Linked DNA regions of Homo sapiens: regions 2 and 3 are each linked to region 1. Evidence: chromatin loops called from intact Hi-C (ENCODE). Cell type or tissue: sigmoid colon. All regions are shown on one strand. Links, peaks and the distances in the headings refer to the core of each region. The heading gives the core; the rest is flanking DNA.

Region 1 (6,844 bases), core at 1,707-6,706:
CTCTCCCTGTGAGAAATAAGAGTACATCATGTGACAGCTTCTAGGAATCTTCTTTAAAATAAAACAGGCATACCCTCTTTGCTTCTCTTTCATCATCCCTTTTTTCCATCTTGTTGTCTTGAATCATCATCAAGACAATATCTTATTGTCTTGAATGTGGATGTGCTGACTGGAGATGTAGCCACCACTATCTTGGACACCATAGGAACAGAGAAGTGGCAAGTAGGCAGGGGCCCTAAAACCTTCCTGGAACAGAGCTGCCATTCCTGCCCTGGACTCCCTACCTATGGATTTTTATGTAAAAAAGAAATAAACATCCTCATTTCATAAACCACTGCTGAAGTTTCCACTACACAACTATAAGTCCGCAACTGCACTCAAATCTAACCAATGAAATACCTACTTCATGGTGTGCAGTGATGAGTGGACGTGCACATGTGTCTAACATATATTAGCTATTGAAGATAGTAATAACTCATCACTATCATTACAGCCCTCGAGTTACTGTCTTGTTGATTTTCTGCACCCTGCTCTGTTTCTAGCGATAAATAACCCACAGTGGGCTTTAACAAATACTTGTGGGAGTGAGTTGAATATCTCACACTCCAGCTTTTAGTGATAGAAGACATACTGGTCCAAAGGAGAATAATTCAATAGTATAATGGTAATCATTGGCCAGGTAGGATTTAACATAATTCTAAAAGAAAGAATGGTTGGATGAAAACAATGGAATATTGAGATGGGTACCCCCATTAACTGCAGGTCAAGTTTCTCAACATTGGCAATACTGACATTTGGGTCCAGATAATTCTGTGTTGGTTGGGGGTAGGGGCAGTGCTGTGCCCTGTCGGATGTTCCGAAGCATCGCTGGCCTCTATCAATGAGAGATGCCAGCAGCATTCTCCTTCCCTGAGTTGTGACAACCAAAAACGTTGCCAGACATTTTTGCGAAAAATGCAAAATGTCTTCTAGGGGACAAAATCGTTCCCCAGTTGAGAACCACTGCTAAGATGGAGGTGTATATTTATACAACTTTTCTAGAAATCACTTGGTAATAAATATAAAGAGCCTTAAAAATATTTAGACTTTTTGGCCGGGCGTGCTGGCTGACCCCTGTAATCCCAGCATTTTGGGAAGCCACAGCAGGTGGAACACCTGAGGTCAGGAGTTCAAGACCAGCCTGGCCAACATGGTGAAACCCCATCTCTACTAAAAATACAAAAATTAGCCAGTCATGGTGGCAGGCACCTGTAATCCCAGCTTCTCGAGAGGCTGAGGCAGAAAAATTGCTTGAACCCAGGAGGTTGCAGTGAGCCGAAATTGTGCCGTTGCAGTGAGCCGAAATTGTGCCATTGCACTCTACGTCAGGCAACAACAGTGAGATTCTGCCTCAAAAAAAAAAAAAAAATTAAACTTTTTATCCAGGAATCCTACTCTGGGGAAATAATTGGTAATGCACACACAGCAACAATTAAAAGACAAACAACCTCATTTTAAAAATGAATCAAGCATCTGAGTATACATTTCTCCAAAGAATATATACAAATGGCCAATAAACCCATGAAAGATGCTCAAATCATTAGCTGTCAGGGAAATGAAAATGAAAACCATAATGAGATACCACTTCATATACCCACTAGTATAGTTATCACCAAAAAGACAGAAAAAGAACAAGTACTGGTGAGGATATAGAGAACCTGGAACCCTCACCCTCTGCTGGTGATAATGTAAAATGGTTCAGCCACTTTGGAAAAGTGAAGCATTTCCTCAAAAGGTTAAACACAGAGTGACCACATGACCCAGCGATTCTACTCCTAGGTAAATAACCGAGAGAAATGAAAACATATATCTGCACAAAAACTTGTACCAAATGTTTATAGCAGCATTCTTTACAATAGCCAAAAAGTGGAAACCATCTAAATGTCCATCAACTGATGAACTAAGAAATAAAATGTGGTCTATTCATACAATAGAATATTATTCAGCAATAAAAAAGGACTGAAGTACTAATACATGCTACAACATGGATGAACCTTGAAAACATGGTGTTAAGTGGAAAAAGCCAAAAACAGAAATCCACATGTTATATTCGTTACATTAAAAGTCCAGAATACGGCCAGGCCTGGTGGTTCATGCCTGTAATCCCAGCACCTAGGGAGGCTGAGGCAGGCAGATCACCTGAGGTCAGGGGCTCAAGAACAGCCTGGCCAACATGGTGAAATCCTGTCTCTACCAAAAATACAAAAAAATTGGCCGGGCATGGTGGCGCACTCCTGTAATCCCAGCTACTTGGGAGGCTGAGGCAGGAGAATCATTCGAACCCAGGAGGTGGAGGTTGCAGTGAACTGAGATTGCACCATTGCACTCCAGCCTGGGCGACAGAGTGAGACTCCATCTCAATAAATAAATAAATAAATAAATAAAATAAAAGTCCAGAATAAGCAAGTCAATGGAGACAGAAAATACATCAATGGTTACCTAAGGGTGGGGGGTTCGGGTATGGAACGTGGAGTGACTGCTAATGGCTATTGTGTTTCCATGTGGGTGATGAAAATATTCTAAAATTGTTCTAAAGTTGATTGTGATTATGGTTACACAACTCTGTGACTATACTAAAAACAACTGAATTGTATACTTTAAATGGGTGAATCATATAGTATGTGAATTAAAGTATAAAAAGAAGTTGAAACATCACAACAAGAAAATGCACATACAAGGATGGATGTTGTTATAAGGTTTTGTGGGGTTGTTTGTTTGTTTGTTCGTTTTTTGAGACAGGGTCTCACTCTGTTGCTCAGACTGGAGTGACGTGATCTCAGCTCATGCAGCCTCCATTTCCTGGGCTCAAGAGAGATCCTCTAGCCTGAGCCTCCCAGGTAGCTGGGACCACAGGTGTGCACCACCACACCTGGCTAATTTTTTAATTTGTTGTAGAGAAGGGGTCTCACTATGTCTCAGGCTGGTCTCAAATGCCTGGGCTCAAGCAATTATCCTGCCTTGGCCTCCCAAAGTGATGGGATTACAGGTGTGAGCCACTGTGCCCAGCCTATAAGATTTTTAAAATCAGAAAACACCTAGATGCACATAAAAAAGGGATGGTAAAATAAATTATGTTCAGTACTATGAACAAATATTAAGCAAACATTATAAATCATCTTTGGAATAGCTACTATCACGAGGAAATATGCTTTAATCTTAAGAGGAAAGGCAGATATAAAATCTACCCTTAGATTCACAAGCACACACACAAAACACACACATGAAAATTATAAAAGGAAATTCACAATCAGTGAAGAGTGGTTCATTCTGGATGGTGGGATAATGCTGGGATTTTTATTTTCTGATCTTTTTCTGTAGTTTTTCTATTTTCTACACTGTATATCTAATTAGGAAAATGGTTTTTTTTTTGTTTTTTTTGTTTGTTTGTTTGTTTTGTTTTTTTTTTGAGACGGAGTCTCGCTCTGTCGCCCAGGCTGGAGTGCAGTGGCGGGATCTCGGCTCACTGCAAGCTCCGCCTCCCGGGTTCACGCCATTCTCCTGCCTCAGCCTCCCAAGTAGCTGGGACTACAGGCGCCCGCCACTACGCCCGGCTAATGTTTTGTATTTTTAGTAGAGACGGGGTTTCACCGTTTTAGCCGGGATGGTCTCGATCTCCTGACCTCGTGATCCACCCGCCTCGGCCTCCCAAAGTGCTGGGATTATAGGCGTGAGCCACCGCGCCCGGCCGGAAAATGGTTTTTTAAAGATTTTTAAAAGACAGTTTATTTCCACAACTTACTGGAGATTTATAGACTATAAGAGCTGAATAAAAAAGGATAAATCATGTATAAAACCTTCTAATGTTACTGATGAGGTAACCAGAGCCCAAAGAGGCTAAGGGGCTTGGCGCTTCCTCAGTCACCTTGCCAGAGCCTGTGAAACTGAAACAGGTTCTTTCCTCCTCTCGCCTCCTTTTCTTTCTTTCTTAGAGACCCTGCCCCTTACACACACACATGCGCGCGCGCACACACACAAAGCAACTCAAAAAAATTGAGAGATTTATTTCCCCAAATTAGCCTCTGTTCTAACATTTCTACCAGATTAGGTAGGAAAGACCCAACAGCTTCTCTCCCAGAACATTAGAGGGCAGTAGCGAGTCAGGCCCGCCGCACTATAGGATGAACTATAGTGAGGACAATCATCTCTTTTGGCATGAGAAGCACAAGAAACTGATTAAAATTGGCCCTAGACTCTTCAGCTTTCTCTGGTAAGCCCTGGCTTACAGAGTCTTTGAAGTGGGGTGCTCTGGTTCCCATCCACAAGAGCAAGAAAGGGATGACACCCCAGGGAGCCGCCCCAGCAACAGCTGCCAATACTTCTTGGAGCAGCAGCCCATAATCACCTCATTTTCCTGCTCCCAGTGCCATCCGAAAGGGACTCTGCGGCCTTCGGCTTCCTGGGAGGTAGCACAGATGGAAGGCTGCAAGGACGCAGAGGGAACACGTCTATCAAAACGGCCGGCTTCTGATGCTGGGCCCTGGGGTCCCAAGCCCTCCAAAGATAAGAGAATCAGGCGAGAAACAAGAGCCCAGCACTTTTCCGCAGAAACAAAAGGTCAGTGAAACTTGGCAGGCCTCCCTGTTCCTGAATGATTCCCAGAGGATAGTAAATTTGGAAAGTGGTCAGTGTTGAAATCCAGACATATGGGCCTGGCTGCTGAAGCCTGGCTCCCTCCTGTTGCCTCCACAACATGTGAGAGTGAAATATACAGATTTGAGGGCACGGCATTCACCCCTTGCCATTAATTTCGATTAAATAAACTTAGCCCAGACGTAGGGCTCTACTGTTCTGCTTTAGCCAAGGTGTGCGGGAAACGCCAGCTCTGCCACTCACTGGTCAAGTGAACCCACACACATGAGTTAAGTTTTCTCTGCCTCAGTTTCCTCATCTGTAAAATGAAGGCAATACTAATAGTACCTACTTCTTCAGTTGTTATGAGGCTTTACATAGTCCCTGACTACAATTAGTGTTCAATGAATGATAGCTATTATCTACTACTAATGATGATGAGGATAAAGATCTTAAAATATGGAGTTTTTCTGCCCTCATTTCGTAAGAAGTCAGTTCAACGTCTTGGGGCCTTTACTGTTAGGAAATTCTCTCTTACTTTAAGAACCCTCAAGAAGCTTGTTGGACAACCGTGCAAATCAACCTAGGATTATTACACTAGAAAACCCGTATCACACATCTAAAACTTACCTCTAAATATCTGCCCCAGGCCATTTAAGCTGAAGTGTGTCTCTGTTCTTACCTAAGGTGCTGGTTGTAGAAGTTGTTCCTGAAAGGCCAATTCACCAGGGTTTGATTGGAAGGTTCTAGAAACACAGTGTCTACACTTTTATAAGTCGCTCTAGTGCCAGTGGAAAGGCCAAGTAATTCATCCTACTTACACTAAACTTAGGACAAACACTTACACTAAGATGGATGAATGGAGAACACATTTTCTAGAGATGAGCATGACAATATCCACCATTCCATCGGATGCTCTTCCCATGGCAGGTTTTGCATCTTCTCCCATTGAATCTGGGAGGGCTTGGGCACAATACCACGTGACTTCCAGGGGTAAGTCATACAGGACAGTACAGCTTCCTCCCAATTTTCTTTGGGATGCTCATTCTTGGAAGGCAGCCACCATGCTTCGAGGAAGACCAAGCAGCCACTCAGAGAGGCCATGTATAGGGGCTTCATGTGACAGCCCCTGCTGGGGTCCCAGCCAACAACTCCCTCAATCTCCGGACAAGTAAGGATGCAGTCCTTCAGATAATTCTAGACCTAGGGCTGGACACATCACTCCATGTGTCCCCAGCACCCCAAGAGTTGGAGACCCTCAGAAACCTCATTTCTAGTTACCAACTCCTGCATTAGAGCAAGGGTTTTTTAAACATTTTGAGTATCCTATCCTGTTTTTGTTTTTACCAACAATCTTATATAGAACCTCAAATATAAATAAAATAGATAAAGCTGGTGTTGCATTCATTGATGTGGGTCGGGAGGAGACCAGAAACTGGCCTGATGTAACTGTTGCCTGACGTCTTCCTCTGTTCAATGTGAAAGATAAATAAATCTTGGGACCCCAAAATCCCTAAGCCAATGGGACAAGTCAAGCTGGGAGCTGCATCAGGTAAACCTGCCTCCCATTTTATTCCTAAATAAGATGACTACAAAGAAAAAAAGCTACAGACCTCCTTTGCAATTTGCCCACTAAGAAATTCCTTGTGTGTCCCAAGATCTTTACCCTAAAATGGTTCTGTGGAATTTTATCCTGACAATGTAAATTGATCACTTGTCTTCACAGGACGGAGAGAAAGGACAAAACTCAAAGTCATCTCTCTGCTCACCTGAGACAAGTACACATCTGATTGCTTCCTCTGATGTAAAAAAGCAGAGTCACTGAGCTAGACAAGGCATAAGTGACTATTCCTCTACCCCCTCCCACATGTGAATTGTGTATTTGGTGAAAGGCTGATCAAAGACTCAAAAGAATGCAACCGCTTGTCTCTTATCTGCCCATACCTTTGCAAAATTTCTTCCTCTTTCCCCAATATTCTCCCTTTAAATATTGAAGCCTTCAAAATCATCATTGGAGAAAGGCACAAACTTGCCTCCCAGGTGCACGTCCTTAACCTTGGCAAAATAAACTTTCTAAATGATTGAGATCTGTCTCAGACACTTTTGGGTTCACACCAATTTCCTGGGTCTTTCAGGAACCCTGTTTGAGAACAGGTGAGCACTTCAGGACAACAGCACAGATTGGCACCACAACTTTCCCAGAGATATTCAGACTCAAGTAAAGTGGCAAAAAATG
Region 2 (6,844 bases), core at 753-5,752, 85 kb after region 1:
GCAGCAAACCACCAGGGCACACATTTACCTATGTAACAAACCTGCACATCCTGCACATGTATCCCAGAACTTAAAATTACAAATTAAATTTTTAAAAAATAGCATCTTCAACTTAGATGGGATGAGAATTCAGGTGGTCTTCTCCCAGTTGGATCCAATTCCCCAGGAACCGAGAAGAGAATGACCCCTTTTTGGCTATGCCCACCTGAGGCAGAACTTCCACCAAGTCGAGCTGGGAGAAGGAAAAGAGAGGAGTGGGGTCAATTCTCAAATGCCACGGCTGCCTATCGTTCTTACCAAGTGTTAGTAGGTTTACCTGAATCAATGTTTCCTCATTTGCCCTTATAATGTCTGGAGACTGTAATTACTTCTCTTTTTATAGTTTTTGCCAGCTTTGCTTGTTTCACAGAAGAATGAGTCCACAGGACTCCTCACGCTGCCATCTGACCTTTTCATAGACTTTTTCTTTAAAGACAAGGTCTTCCTTTGTCACCCAGGCTGAAGTGCAGTGGTGCAATCATGGCTCACTGCAGCCTCAACCTCCCAAGGTCAAGCTATCCTCCCACCTCAGCCTCCTAAGTAGGTGGGACTACAGGCATGCGCCACCATGCCTGGCTAATGTTTGTACTTTATGGTAGAGATGGTGGTCTCACTGTGTTGCCCAGGCTGTTCTCAAACTCCTGGGTTCAAGCAATCCATCCGCCTGCTTTGGCCTTCCAAAATGCTAGGATTACAGATATGAGCTACTGTGCCCGGCCTTCACAGACTTTTTTTTTTTTTTTTTGAGACGGAGTCTCGCTCTGTTGCCCAGGCTGGAGTGCAGTGGCGCGATCTCAGCTCACTGCAAGCTCTGCCTTGCAGGTTCACACCATTCTCCTGCCTCAGCCTCCCGAGTAGCTGGGACTACAGGTGCCTGCCACCACGCCCAGCTAATTTTTTGTATTTTTAGTAGTGACGGGGTTTCACCATGTTAGCCGGGATGGTCTCCATCTCCTGACCTTGTGATCCACCCGCCTCGGCCTCCCAAAGTGCTGGGATTACAGGTGTGAGCCACCGCACCTGGCTAGATCCTTATTTTTCTTTTATGCCATGGACCACAATGGCAGTCTAGTCACAGCCTCCTTCTTTGAATAATATTTTTAAATGCACAAAATTAAATACATAGAATTATAACGGAAACCAATTACCAAAAACCAGATACACACTATTTTTAATGTGATGTACTGAAAATATGCCTCTTTATGAACATATTAAATAACAAGAACCAATGGAGGGTCTAACAACTAGTAAATGACAAGTAGGGTATAAATGGTTTTTCTGTGAAACCCATAATGCAATATGCAAATATCTTTAATTCTATTGGTAACAAAGTTACAGGTACAGCTAATACTACTGTGGTTTCTCCTACATTCAAATGGAAAGAAATGCTAAATGTTGGTTAGAGGTTAGGGAAAATCCGGATGTATTCTTTCCCTAGCTGTGTGCACCAGCTCACTAAATCTTGTCCATGAACTCCAGGTTAAGAATCCCTACTACTTAAAGGATGGCCCAGGCTGGGCATGGTGGCTCACAACTGTAATCTCAGCACTTTGGGAGGCTGAGGCAGGTGGATCATTTGAGGTCAGGAGTTCAAGACCAGCCTGGCCAACATGGTGAAACCCCATCTCTACTAAAAATACAAAAATTAGCCAGGCATGGTGGCATGTGCCTGTAATCCCAGCTACTCAGGAGGCTGAGGCAGGAGAATCCCTTGAACCCGGGAGGCAGAGATCATGCCACTGCACTCCAGCCTGGGCAAGACAGCAAGACTCCATCTCAAAAAAACAAAAAAAAAAGGGGGGGAAGATGGTCTGGACCAACAGCCTGGGGTGGCTGGTGCTTTTCAAATCCCCTGGGATAAATGCAGGTTCTGATTCAGTGAATGTTCCCTGACAGTCTGCATTTCTAAGAGCCCCCAAGTTACCAATGCCACTTCTGGTGAAGGGACCACAGATTGCAGACAAAAGCCTCAGGGCTTATCCTGGTGACGACTTTGGCCTGGAGGTGCCTTTTTTGTGTGTGTGCCTGAGGGCACAAAAAATATATATTTCACTCTTCTCTAAACTAGGTCCTATTATTTAATCAACCTCAGCTGTGAAAAAGCTCCAATGCTTGAGATATACTTTATATATATATAAAGTATTAAAACAGGCCAGGTGTGGTGGCTCACGCCTGTAATCCCAGCACTTTGGGAGGCCAAGGCAGGTGGATCATGAGGTCAGGAGATCGAGACCATCCTGGCTAACATGGTGAAACCCCGTCTCTACTAAAAATACAAAAAACTAGCCGGGTGTAGTGGCGGGCGCCTGTAGTCCCAGCTACTGGGGAGGCTGAGGCAGGAGAATGGTGTGAAACTGGAAGGCGGAGCTTGTAGTGAGCCGAGATCGCGCCACTGCATTCCAGCCTGGGAGACAGAGCAAGACTCCCTCTCAAAAAAAAAAAAAAGTATTAAAACAGCAAGAAATAGTCCAAGTTAACAAATGGTGTAACTGTTATTTGTAGTACCATGGCAAGAGGTGTGCAAAATATCAAGGTAAGTAAACTAATGTTTGTGTCCCATCCACTAGTGGTTTTTACAATGTTTTTACCAGGAAAAATTATATCTGGAGACCTGGGTCACTGGACCTACATTTTTTCTTCAGCCTCGATGGGGTTTGCAGAGCCTTTCCATACCACTTCTCCACCTCCAGCACCCCCAACTAACCTTAGTTCAAAAGCCTGATTGGAGCTTCCTTCAACCTCCCTCCTCCCTTAAACCCAAGTTCTTTAGCTGTACAGCAAACATTTCAACTTTCAACCCAGCTCCTAGGGCTGCTGGGCTGCTCTTAGGGTGCCCTCTGCTGGCCACACGTGGAAGCAAGTGTAAAAGTCTTAAAACACATCTTTAAGAATTCCAAGAATAAAAATTAAAGATTTTTTTAAAAAATTGGAAGAAAGAAGGAAATTAGTTTTTGTTTGTTTTGCTTAGCATCTTTGGTCTCTGGAATTCAAAAAGTATGTTGATGCAACAGGAGGTAGTTAACAAAAGTTTGGATGGCCAGGTACAGTGGCTCAAGCCTGTAATCCCAGCACTCTGGGAGGCCGAGGAGGGTGGATCACCTGAGGCCAGGAGTTCGAGACCAACCTGACCAACTGGTGAAACCCAGTCGCTACCAAAAATACAAAAAAAAAAAAAAAATAGCCAGGCGTAGTGGCGTACGCCTATGATCCCAGCTACTTGGGAGGGAGGCTGAGACACAAGATCACTTGAACCTAGGAGTTCGAGATTGTAGTGAGCCGAGATCATGCCACTGCACTCCAGACTGGGAGACAGAGCAAGACGTTGTCTCAAAAAAAAAAAAAGTCTGGGAGCTCCAAGTTTACACTCCAGAAGCCTTTTAATTATTTTATCTTACTATTTGTGCTTGTAGACACAGATCTTGCCATATTGCCATGCCCAGCCCTCCAGAAGCCTCTTAAAAGCACATTGAAGGCTGGGCACAGTGGCTCACACCTGTAATCCCTACACTTTAGGAGGCCAGGGTGGGAGAATCACTTGAACTTGGGAGTTCGAGATCAGCCTGGGCAACAGGGCAAGAGTCTGTCTCTACAAAAACTATTTAAAATTAGGCAGGCTAATTTTTTAGTAGTGGTCCCAGCTCCTCGGGAGGCTGAGGTGGGAGGATCGCTTGAGCCTGGAAGATGGAGACTGCAGTGAGCCGAGATCATGCAACTGCACTACAGCCTGGGAGACAGAGTGAGACTCTCTCTCAAAAATAATAATAATAAAATAAATTAAATATAAAAGCGTATTGAAACAGTAAAGAACTCCTACAACTCAACAACAATAAAACAAACAATTTGATTAAGAAATGGGCAATGGACTTGAATAGACATTTATTTAAGAAGATAAATAAATGGCCAACAAGTACATGAAAAAATGCTCAACACCACTAATCGATTAATTAGGGAAATACAAATCAAAACCAAAACACAGCCAGGCAGGTGAGCCTGTAGTCTCAGCTACTCCAGAGGCTGAGGCAGGAGGATCATTTGTGCCCAGGAGTTGCAGACCATCCTGGGCAACATAGTGAGATCCCATCTCTAAAAACAAAATAAAATAAAAATAAATTATTTTTTAAAACATCCATTATGATGGCTACTAGTAAAAATGAAACAGAAAATAACAAATGTTATTGAGGTTGTGGAGAAATTGGAACCCTTGATGGCGGGAATGTAAAATGGTGCAGCCACTATAGAAAACAGCATAGCAGGTCCTCAAAAACCTAAAAATAGAAAGACCACAGGATCCAGCTATTCCACTTCTAGGCATATATCTAAAAAAATTGAAAGCAGAGCCTTGAAGACATATTTGAACACCCATATTAATAGCAGCATTGTTCATAATAGCCAAATGGTGGAAGCAAGCCGAGTGTCCATCAGCAGATGACTGGATAAACAGAATGCGGCAAATCCACACCACACATTCAGACGTAAGGAAGGATGCTCTGCATGCTACAACATGGATGAACCTCGGTGATATGGTGCTAAGTGAATAAACCTGTCACAAAAACTATGTGATTCTACTTATATAAGGTATCTTGAATAGTCAAACTCACAAAGAGAGTAGAATGGGGGTTGCCAGGGGCCGGAGGGATGGGGAAATGGGAGTTCTTGTTTCATGGGTACAGAGTTTCGGTTTTGCAAGATGAAAAAGTTCTAGAGGTAGGTTGCACAATCAGTATGGTTACTCCTACTGGACTGTATACACTTAAAAATGGTTAGGATGGTAAAGTCTGTTATGTATTTTACCACAATTTAAAAAAAAAGTTTTTTTTGAGACAGGGTCTCACCATGTCACTGAGGCTGGAGTGTAGTGGCGTGACCACAGCTCACTGCAGCCTCAACCTCCCAGGCTCAAGCAATCCTCCCACCTCAGCCTCCCCAGTAGCTGGCATCAGAGGTGTGCGCCACCATGCCTGGCTAATTTTTTTGTAGAGATGATGTTTCGGCCATGTTACCCAGGCTGGCCTCAAACTCCTAGGCTCAAGCGATTTTCCCACCTCAGCCTCCCAAAGTGTTGGGATTACAGGCGTGAACCGCCGCACCCAGCCACATAAAAATCCACACGATTCCTTCCTGTGTTGGCCTGCTCCAGATCTGGCTCAGCTTCTCGAAACTCAGAAAGTTGCAGCTTGCAAGGATTTAGAGATCTAGTTGAATTTTACAGATTAAAATACTAGAGGCCACAACGGGCCAAGTGACTTGGGAAAGGTCTCCCGAGTTTAATAGTAGAGACAAGATTAGTTAGTCTGGCTCCTGACTCCCAGACTGTGGCTCTATCCCGCACTCCAGTTCCAGTGGGGACACCCATTCCCACGCAGGGAGGGAAAAGGCACCCTATCCATTTGGGCCTCCTTCCCATACACCAGGGGTTGGCGGTAGGTGAGCATGTGAGGAAATGCACCTGTGGTAAAAGCTCCTGAACAAACCTGGAGGGAGATGAGAAGAAACAAACAGGTGAGCGCTTAAATGCTAACAGGATTGGCCGGGTTCGGTGGCTCACGCCTGTGATCCCAGCACTTTAGGAGGCCAAGGTGGGCAGATCACCTGAGGTCAGGAGTTCAAGACTAGCCTGGCCAACATGAGGCCAAACCTTGTCTCTACTAAAAATACAAAAATTAGCAGGGCGTGGTGGCAGATGCCTGTAATCCCAGCTACTCGGGAGGCTGAAGCAAGAGAATCACTTGAACCCGGGTGGCAGAGGCTGCAGTGAGCCGAGATTGCACCACTGCACTCCAACATGGGGAATAGAGTGAGACTCTGTCTCAAAAAAAAAAAAAAAATAGCTAACAGGATAAAGCCTGAGTATTTTTTTTTTCCCATTGAGTTACTTTGTAGCTTTCCCCAACCTCGAGTCATAAAGGAGTCTGGAATTGTCCCTTCAAGGTGACACATTCTGTTACATTGTGAATGATGGGCACCGTTTTCTGCCTCCAATAATATCACATGATGAGGCATACATAGAAATGATTTTTTATTTACTTTGATGATTAGGGAAAGATACCAACATAGCTTTCATCAAAGCTAACAAATAACTTTACTGGCAGTTAACTAATTTTATTAGACTAAAGACATGTCTGTTTAAACTGAAACAACTGGCCCTTTGCTTTGGCTGGGACCTTGGGAATCACGGCCAAGGTGCTGATCAGAAAAGAGTCACCATTACATCAACCTCCTCCCCAGCACACAGCACAGAGATGCCACGAAGGCCCCATAGGTCCCTAGAAGAGCAGCTGGGGCTCCACCTACCGAGTCCCAGTGGCTTATTTTGAAAAGATTTGCTTTCCACAGGTAAGGTGTCGCCCGAGTACATTTCTTGAGACTGCCATTGGCTCATCCTGCATATGAGGTAGTTCTCTTTGCATTTTGCAGATGCTCTCACTTGCCCAGGGGGTGGATGTCACGAATCCGAAACCTCTGGCTTCACATTCCTACTGGGAATGCCCCCCCAGCCCGCAGTCACAAGTCAGTCTCCAATCCTGCTGCAGACTCTTTAGCTCTTCAAATCCAAACAGATGTTTTCTTCACCCACAGGTTTAGGTTTTAACTGGCTGCTCAGTGTTAAAAAGGAATATCTCAAGCCCCCTGCCATGCTGAAAGGAGAAAAAAAAGTGAAAATAAATGACTGGGAATTTCACAGGGGCTCCAGCAGCAGTTGCTGGCGTTTTTATCAATACACCTGCTTCATGCGGAGGGAATTATTCCAATATCTGTGTTTCTCCTCAAGTTTGTGGATTGCTTGATGAGAATTTCCCCTTATTTA
Region 3 (6,844 bases), core at 1,840-6,839, 430 kb after region 1:
TGGCACATGCCTGTAATCCCAGCTACTTGGGAGGCTGAGGCAGGAGAATCGCTTGAACCCAGGAGGCAGAGGCTGTGGTGAGCTGAGATCACGCCATTGCACTCCAGCCTGGGCAAAAAGAGCAAGACTCCATCTCAAAAAAAAAAAAAAAAAAAGAAAGAAAGAAAAAAAGAAAAATGCCAGCTGTAGGGAACCTGACCTACTGGGCTGGTTCTCGGTCTCCCACTCCCTCTTTCCAGCCTCACTCTGGCTGACTCGTAAACAGGACAGATGTAAACTCATGATTTGGTAGTATACGCATTTTGCTACATTGCCTGGGGAACACAGAAATCCAGCCTGCTAAGAAAGGAAGAAGAGCAAAGCACACATGAAGAGTCCCTGAAGGAGAAAGATTCCCAATGCAGCAGAGTCTTTGCTTCCAGTCCATTACTGAGCCCTGGCTGCATCTCTGCCTCTGGTTCTGTGAGTCACCTTTAAATGCTGATAACAAATTTCCCTCTTTGACTTTAAGTTGATTTTATGCTGTTCTCCTACTTGTAACCAAGTGTTTTAACTAACTGCAGATTTTTTTTTTTTTTTTTGAGACGAGTCTCGCTCTTTGGCCCAGACCGGACTGCAGTGGCGCTATCTCCACTCACTGCAGGCTCCGCCTCCCCGGTTCCCGCTATTCTCTTGCCTCAGCCTCCCGAGTAGCTGGGACCACAGGCGCCAGCCACCGCTCCCGGCTAATTTATTTATTTATTTTTTTGTATTTTTTAGTTGAGACGAGGTTTCACCGTGTTAGCCAGGATGGTCTCCATCTCCTGACCCCGTGATCCGCCCGCCTCCGCCTCCCAAAGTGCTGGGATTACAGGCGTGAGCCACCGCGCCCGGCCCTAACTGCAGAAATTATACTGATTCTATGGATAATGGTGACTTTGGTCCCCTAGAGCTCAAGGAGATCCTGTCGTATACATTGTTCTCCGTAACCCCAGCACCTATGACTGAGTTCCTCCTGAAGATACCTGATACGTTAGGACAAAGTGAAGTCACCACTTGCTATCTCTTCTGTTTGTTGTTGAAAATAAACATCTAGAAATGGCTTAAAAGTGAAATGAAACCCAATAGTGCATGAATTTTTGTGAACTATCCTGGCAGGTCAGAAAAAAATGAATTAGAATTCTCATTATATTTCATACATCAGATTGGCTCTTTAAATAAGACAAAAAGCAAATTATAAAGAATCATTTTTTTATCTAGAAGAACTGGCAAATATTGTACAAATAAAGGATTTTATTGGAGAAGTCACAAGAGGCATATACTGGGTGGTACTGCTTGTATACATTATAAATAGGAGGACCTAAACTTTTTTAAATTTTTTATTTTATTTTATTTTTTGAGGTGGACTGCTCTGTCACCCAGGCTGGAGTGCAGTGGCACAATTTTGGCTCATTGCAACCTCTGCCTCCTGGGCTCAAGCGATTCTCCTGCCTCAGCCTCTGGAGTAGCTGGGACTACAGGTGCCTGCCACCACTCCTGGCTAATTTTTGTATTTTTAGTAGAGATGGGATTTCACTATGTTAGCCAGGCTGGCCTCGAACTCCTGACCTCAGGTGATCCACCCACCTCAGCCTCCCAAAGTGCTGGGATTACAGTCATGAGCCACCATGCCCAGACTTTATTTAAATTTTATTTTATTTTCAACTGAGGGGATCATGTGCATGTTTGTTGCACAGGTACATTGTGTACTGGTGGAGACTGGTCTTCTAGTAAACCCATTACCCAAATAGTGAACAGTGGACCTGATAAGTGATTTTTCAGCCCTTGATCCCCGCCCACTTTCCCTGCTTTTGGAGTCCCAGTGTCTATTATTCCCATCTTTATGTCCATGTGTACCCGTTGTTTAGCTCACTTATAAGTTTCTACTTACACTTTAGCTCCCTTGTAAGTTTAAGCTCACTAAGTATAAGTAAGAACACATGCAGTATTTGATTTTGTTTGAGTTGATTTACTTAGGATGATGGCCTCCAGCTCCACCAATATTGTTGCAAAGGACATGGTTTTATTCTTTTTTTGTGGCTGCTTTATTTTTATTTTATTTACTTTTAGAGATAGGGTCTCGCCCTGTCACCTAGGCTGGAGTGCAGTGATGTGATCATTGCTCACTGCAGCCTCAGACTCCTGGGCTCAAGTGATCCTCCCACCTCAGCCTCCCAAGTAGCTGAGACTATAGGTGTGCACCATCATGCCTGGCTAATTTTTTATTTTATTTGTAGAAATGGAGTCTCACTCTATTGCCCAGGTTGGTCTTGAACTTCAGGCTTCAAGCAGTCCTCTCACCCTGGCATCCCGAAGCACTGGGATTACAAACATGAGCCACTTCACCTGCCTAATAAGAGGACTTTGGGAGCTCATTTGCACTTTGTTTTCAGTAGGAGAAGGAAATCCAAAAGAGGATTCTTGAGGAGACCTCCTTTCTTAGTTCTGGTGGTCATTCCCATCTTGGCAAACATATAATATTATCAAACATCTTCACTCAGATCTGATAGCAATATGGTAGAGAGCCTGATAGACTCGTTATCCCTGGACAATATGATTCTGACTATCATGTGTACCTCTGTCACCCCAGGCCAGATTCTAGTAATAAACATTTCTCACTGGCACACCTGCTTACCTCTTGAAAACCCTATTTGCTCAGAGTGGTGTGGCTCGCCAGGCTGAACGATCTGCGGTCCTCCTTACCCACCATGAGAAATGCTGAGGCAGGGAAATGTGTTCGGGGCTGACCCCGGGAAGATTGTGATCCTCAGACAGGAAACCTTTTTGAGAAGGGAGATGGGAAGATGAGAACTGAGTACTGGGCTTCAAAGGGAGTTTGTGAGAGTTGGTGCCTGTCCAGTTACATATGCTCTGACAGGAATATTCCAGAATATCCCAGCAATATTCTGGGACTTTGGAGACCACACTAGAGGAGTGAGGCCTTGCCAGGTGAGGCAGAATCTTTAGGGAGCATGGCTGCTGCTGTTAGTTACTGAGAGTGAGCTGGGTCTTTTAGTCTTGGGAGGACGTTCTTCCTAATAGTAAACTGGAGAAGGGATGTGTCAACCTCTCTTTTCCCCCCTTTCTTGGGGCTAGACATTAGGGGTAGAGGTGTCCCCCCAAGAAGTTCCTTGGTGGTGAGGGTAAAGATGGTCCCCTCTGGGCCGGGCGTGGTGGCTCACTCCTATAATCCCAGCACTTTGGGAGGCCAAGGCAGGCGGATCACAAGGTCAGGAGGTCGAGACCATCCTGGCTAACACGGTGAAACCCCCATCTCTACTAAAAATACAAAAAATTAGCCGGGCGTGGTGGCGGGCGCCTGTAGTCCCAGCTACTCGGGAGGCTGAGGCAGGAGAATGGCGTGAACCCAGGAGGCGGAGCTTGCACTGAACCAAGATTGCGCCACTGCACTCCAGCCTGGGCGAGAGCGAGACTCCATCTGAAAAAAAAAAAAAAAGATGGTCCCTTCTGAGAGCACAGCCCTGGAACTAGGACCAGAGGCCTCCTTGTGGTCAGGTGTGAGCTGACGGTGAGAAAACTGACCTATACACCAGATTAACTGGGTTGTGAAAGTCTCAAGATTTATTTTCCTTTCCTTTTCTCAGATTTTAGTAAATCCCCATTTGTAGGTCTCAGCTCAGTTTCAGCTGTGTCACTGGGTTTTCTAAGAAACCAGAGACCTTTCTGTGCATGATTGGAGGAACAGCACCTTCTTGTGGTCAGTTTGAAGGTGGCAGTATTAAACATTTATTTTTATTTATTTATTTATTTTTTTGAGATGGAGTCTCACTCTTGTTGCCCAGGCTGGAGTGCAGTGGTGTGATCTCGGCTCACTGCAACCTCCGCCTCCCGGGTTCAAGCGATTCTCCTGCCTCAGCCTCCTGAGTAGCTGGGATTACAGGTGCCTGCCAACACGACCAGCTAATTTTTGTATTTTTAGTAGAGAGGGGGTTTCGCCATGTTGATCAGGCTGGTCTCGAACTCCTGACCTCGTGATCTGCCTGCCTCAGTCTCCCAAAGTGCTGGGATTATGGGCGTGAACCACCACGCCCGGCCCAACATTTATTAAAGAAGGTATCAGTGCCTTGTGGAGCTGTATAAGACTAGAAGTTTATACCAGGGCTATGGTGTCCATCTTGGCCTGCTGGAAGTAGTAACCGCAGACTCTAAGTGGTTTGAACTCTGATTCTCCACAGCCAAGGCAGCTGGAGCTGGGGTCATCCCATCCAGCACATCCAGGTGGCCACTGGGATTCCCTGCAGGAGTCAAAATTCCCTGCAGCATGGGACATTGAAGGCCAAAGGGCTCCCTCTGGCCTCTGAGGAGAGTAACTGGAGGCCAAACTGAAAGGTTTGCGGGGACCCAGACAGGCCAGTGTAAAATTAGCTCTAATTTATGGGGGTGCCCCAGCACACTGGGCTCACCAGAAAATCCCTGCTACTTTTGCTTTATTTGTTGCTGTGATGACTAAGGTTTGAAGGAGGAAGAAGAACCATCAGGTAAACAAAGCACAGTTGAGGAACTGTGAGAGGGAACTGAGGGCCTGAACTTCACCTGGAGAAAATATCCCAAGCAAACCAAAAGCAGCTTGAGATGGGATGTCGTGAGTGGAGCAATAAAAGAGACAATGGAAACATTTCCCTCCCTTGGAATGGTCAGCAAGCAGGGCTCACAGATGCTGGGCTGCCAGTCGTGGGCAACCCTGCTCTGGTGCACCCCCAGGAAGCACATGAAGCTGAGGGGCCAAGGTCATTCATTCAGCCTTTTAAAGATCTTGCCTTCAGGTAGAGCACAGGAACAGTGGGTAGTATATGAGTGACACCAGACACTGCATTTAACGAATAAAGGGAGGGTAAACACTTCTGCCATCTGTCTCTTCCTATGTTCCAATTCCATTCTTACTCCTTGTTCTGGAGTGGTGTCGTGAGGCTCTCAAGGCACACTCCGACCATGTGCTCTTCCAAGGAATGCCTGCCCAAATGGCTCACTCCTGCCCTGGACATTCGACAAAACCAGTCCTGCTGCCCTGGCTGGGGACTGAGCTGGATTCAAAGGCAGCCCTGTGTCAAGTGATTCTGAGGGGTTGCTTGGGGATAAACCACTGCCCCATAAGAGTGCTCTGCCTGGGAAGCCAGAAAATGGACCCAATCCCATCTCCTAGAACTCTTGGAAAATATAGGTTCTATTTATGGCAAGTACAGGTTCTCCCATAAAGGGCAGGTCATGGGTCAAACAACGATGGTTCATGTTTCCTGCAATGTCTCCTGAATATCTTCACAAAGTACTAATCTGAGTGGCTGCTGAGTTATTTGATTGAATGAATTTTTTTTTTTTTGAGACTGAGTCTCACTTTATTGCCCAAGCTGGAGTGCAATGGCATGATCTCAGCTCACTGCAACCTCTACCTCCCAGGTTCAAGTGATTCTCCTGCCTCAGCCTCCCGAGTAGCTGGGATTACAGGCATGTGCCACCACGTCCAGCTAATTTTTGTATTTTTAGCAGAGATGGAGTTTCACCTCGTTGGCCAGGCTGGCCTCAAACTCCTGACCTCAACTGATCCACTCGCCTCAGCCTCCCAAAGTGTTGGGATTACAGGCGTGAGCCACTGTGCTCGGCCTTGAATGAACTTCTGATGCCTCCTCCCATCCACATGTACTCTGATGTACCATCACCTGAGTGTGACTGTTCCTTACGCATCTAAGAAGCCCAATTAATTCCTGCCAAAGGGGGGAGATTCCCTCCCTGCCAACCCCCGCCACTGCGTGCCGTGTGGTGCCATCTACGCTGAGGGACCATGTTTGAGGGAGGAGGCGCGGAGTCTCCAAGCGCTCTCACTCAAACGCCCGCACAGGGCCCTGAGCTTCCTTTCAGTTTGGTGAAGCTTTGTTCAGTTCTGTTCCTCCTCAAAGATAGGGTATTAACGTCCGATTGCTGTTGCAACAAACTACACAAACTCAGTGGTTTAAAACAACACAAATTTGTTCTTAGAGTTCTGGAGGTCAGAAGTCTGCAATCAGTTTCATTTGGCTAAAGTCCAGGTGTTGGCGGGGCCGGCGCCCCAGGAGCTATGAGGGGAGAATCGATTTTCTTGCTTTTTCAGTTTCTAGTGGCTACCTGCATTCCTCGGTTTGTGACTTCTTCCCTACATCACTACAATGTTTGCTTCCATCATTGTCACATCTCCTACTATTCACTGTGATCTCCTGCCTTCTTTTATAAAGATCTTTGTGATTACAGGCTAGGCGTGGTGGCTCATGCCTGTAATCCCAGCACTTTGGGAGGCCTAGATGGGTGGATCATGAGGTCAGGAGATCGAGACCATCCTGGCTAACACGGTGAAACCCCATCTCTACTAAAAATACAAAAAATTAGCCGGCCTAGTGGCGGGCACCTGTAGTCCCAGCTACTCAGAAGGCTGAGGCAGGAGAATGGCGTGAACCCAGGAGGCGGAGCTTGCAGTGAGCCGAGATTGCGCCACTGCACTCCAGCCTGGGTGACAGAGCGAGACTCCATCTCAAAAAAAAAAAAACTTAGTGATTACCTTGGGTCCACCTGGATAACCCAGGCTAACCTCCCCATCTCAAAATCCTTAACTTAATCACAACTGCAATGTTGGGAACAGGCCCCCAAAATGTGGCCATAAACTGGCCCCAAAACTGGCCATAAACAAAATCTCTGCAGCACTGTGACATGTTCGTTATGGCCATGATGCCCACGCTGGAAGGTTGTGGGTTTACTGGAATGAGGGCAAGGAACACCTGGACCACCCAGGGCAGAAAACCGCTTAAAGGCGTTCTTAAACCACAAACAATAGCATGAGTGATCT

Evidence for each region. A loop is a pair of places that touch in the nucleus more often than their neighbours do. Peaks named below come from ENCODE experiments on the same cell type or tissue, not always from the same donor. Only the 100,000 strongest peaks of a DNase experiment are listed, where the experiment ranks them.
Region 2: it touches region 1 in a loop (20-fold over the local background); 90 of 110 quality-filtered maps call a loop at or near these places.
Region 3: it touches region 1 in a loop (7-fold over the local background); 31 of 110 quality-filtered maps call a loop at or near these places.

Annotation. Positions count from the first base shown.
Region 1 is chr9:96,228,479-96,235,322 of GRCh38, forward strand. It overlaps HSD17B3 (hydroxysteroid 17-beta dehydrogenase 3), which reads right to left. Exons shown (of 11, transcript NM_000197.2): 11 at 6,828-6,844. SLC35D2-HSD17B3 (SLC35D2-HSD17B3 readthrough) reads right to left here. Exons shown (of 26, transcript NR_182427.1): 26 at 6,828-6,844. Among named protein-coding and RNA genes, the nearest start is that of HSD17B3-AS1, 15 kb to the right of the region's middle. In sigmoid colon, for the core only: a CTCF peak has its summit at 4,124 (motif pointing right); DNase peaks (open chromatin) are centred at 4,343 and 4,613; H3K27ac peaks cover 760 bases.
Region 2 is chr9:96,314,668-96,321,511 of GRCh38, forward strand. SLC35D2-HSD17B3 (SLC35D2-HSD17B3 readthrough) reads right to left here. Exons shown (of 26, transcript NR_182427.1): 12 at 6,331-6,674; 13 at 1-232. SLC35D2 (solute carrier family 35 member D2) reads right to left here. Exons shown (of 12, transcript NM_007001.3): 12 at 6,043-6,674. The coding sequence ends at 6,575. Among named protein-coding and RNA genes, the nearest start is that of HSD17B3, 16 kb to the left of the region's middle. In sigmoid colon, for the core only: a CTCF peak has its summit at 2,891 (motif pointing left); a DNase peak (open chromatin) is centred at 2,854.
Region 3 is chr9:96,663,259-96,670,102 of GRCh38, forward strand. No RefSeq gene overlaps it. Among named protein-coding and RNA genes, the nearest start is that of PRXL2C, 11 kb to the left of the region's middle. RefSeq lists an enhancer at 3,393-3,893. In sigmoid colon, for the core only: CTCF peaks have their summits at 3,736 (motif pointing left) and 3,937; no DNase peak of the experiment used is centred there.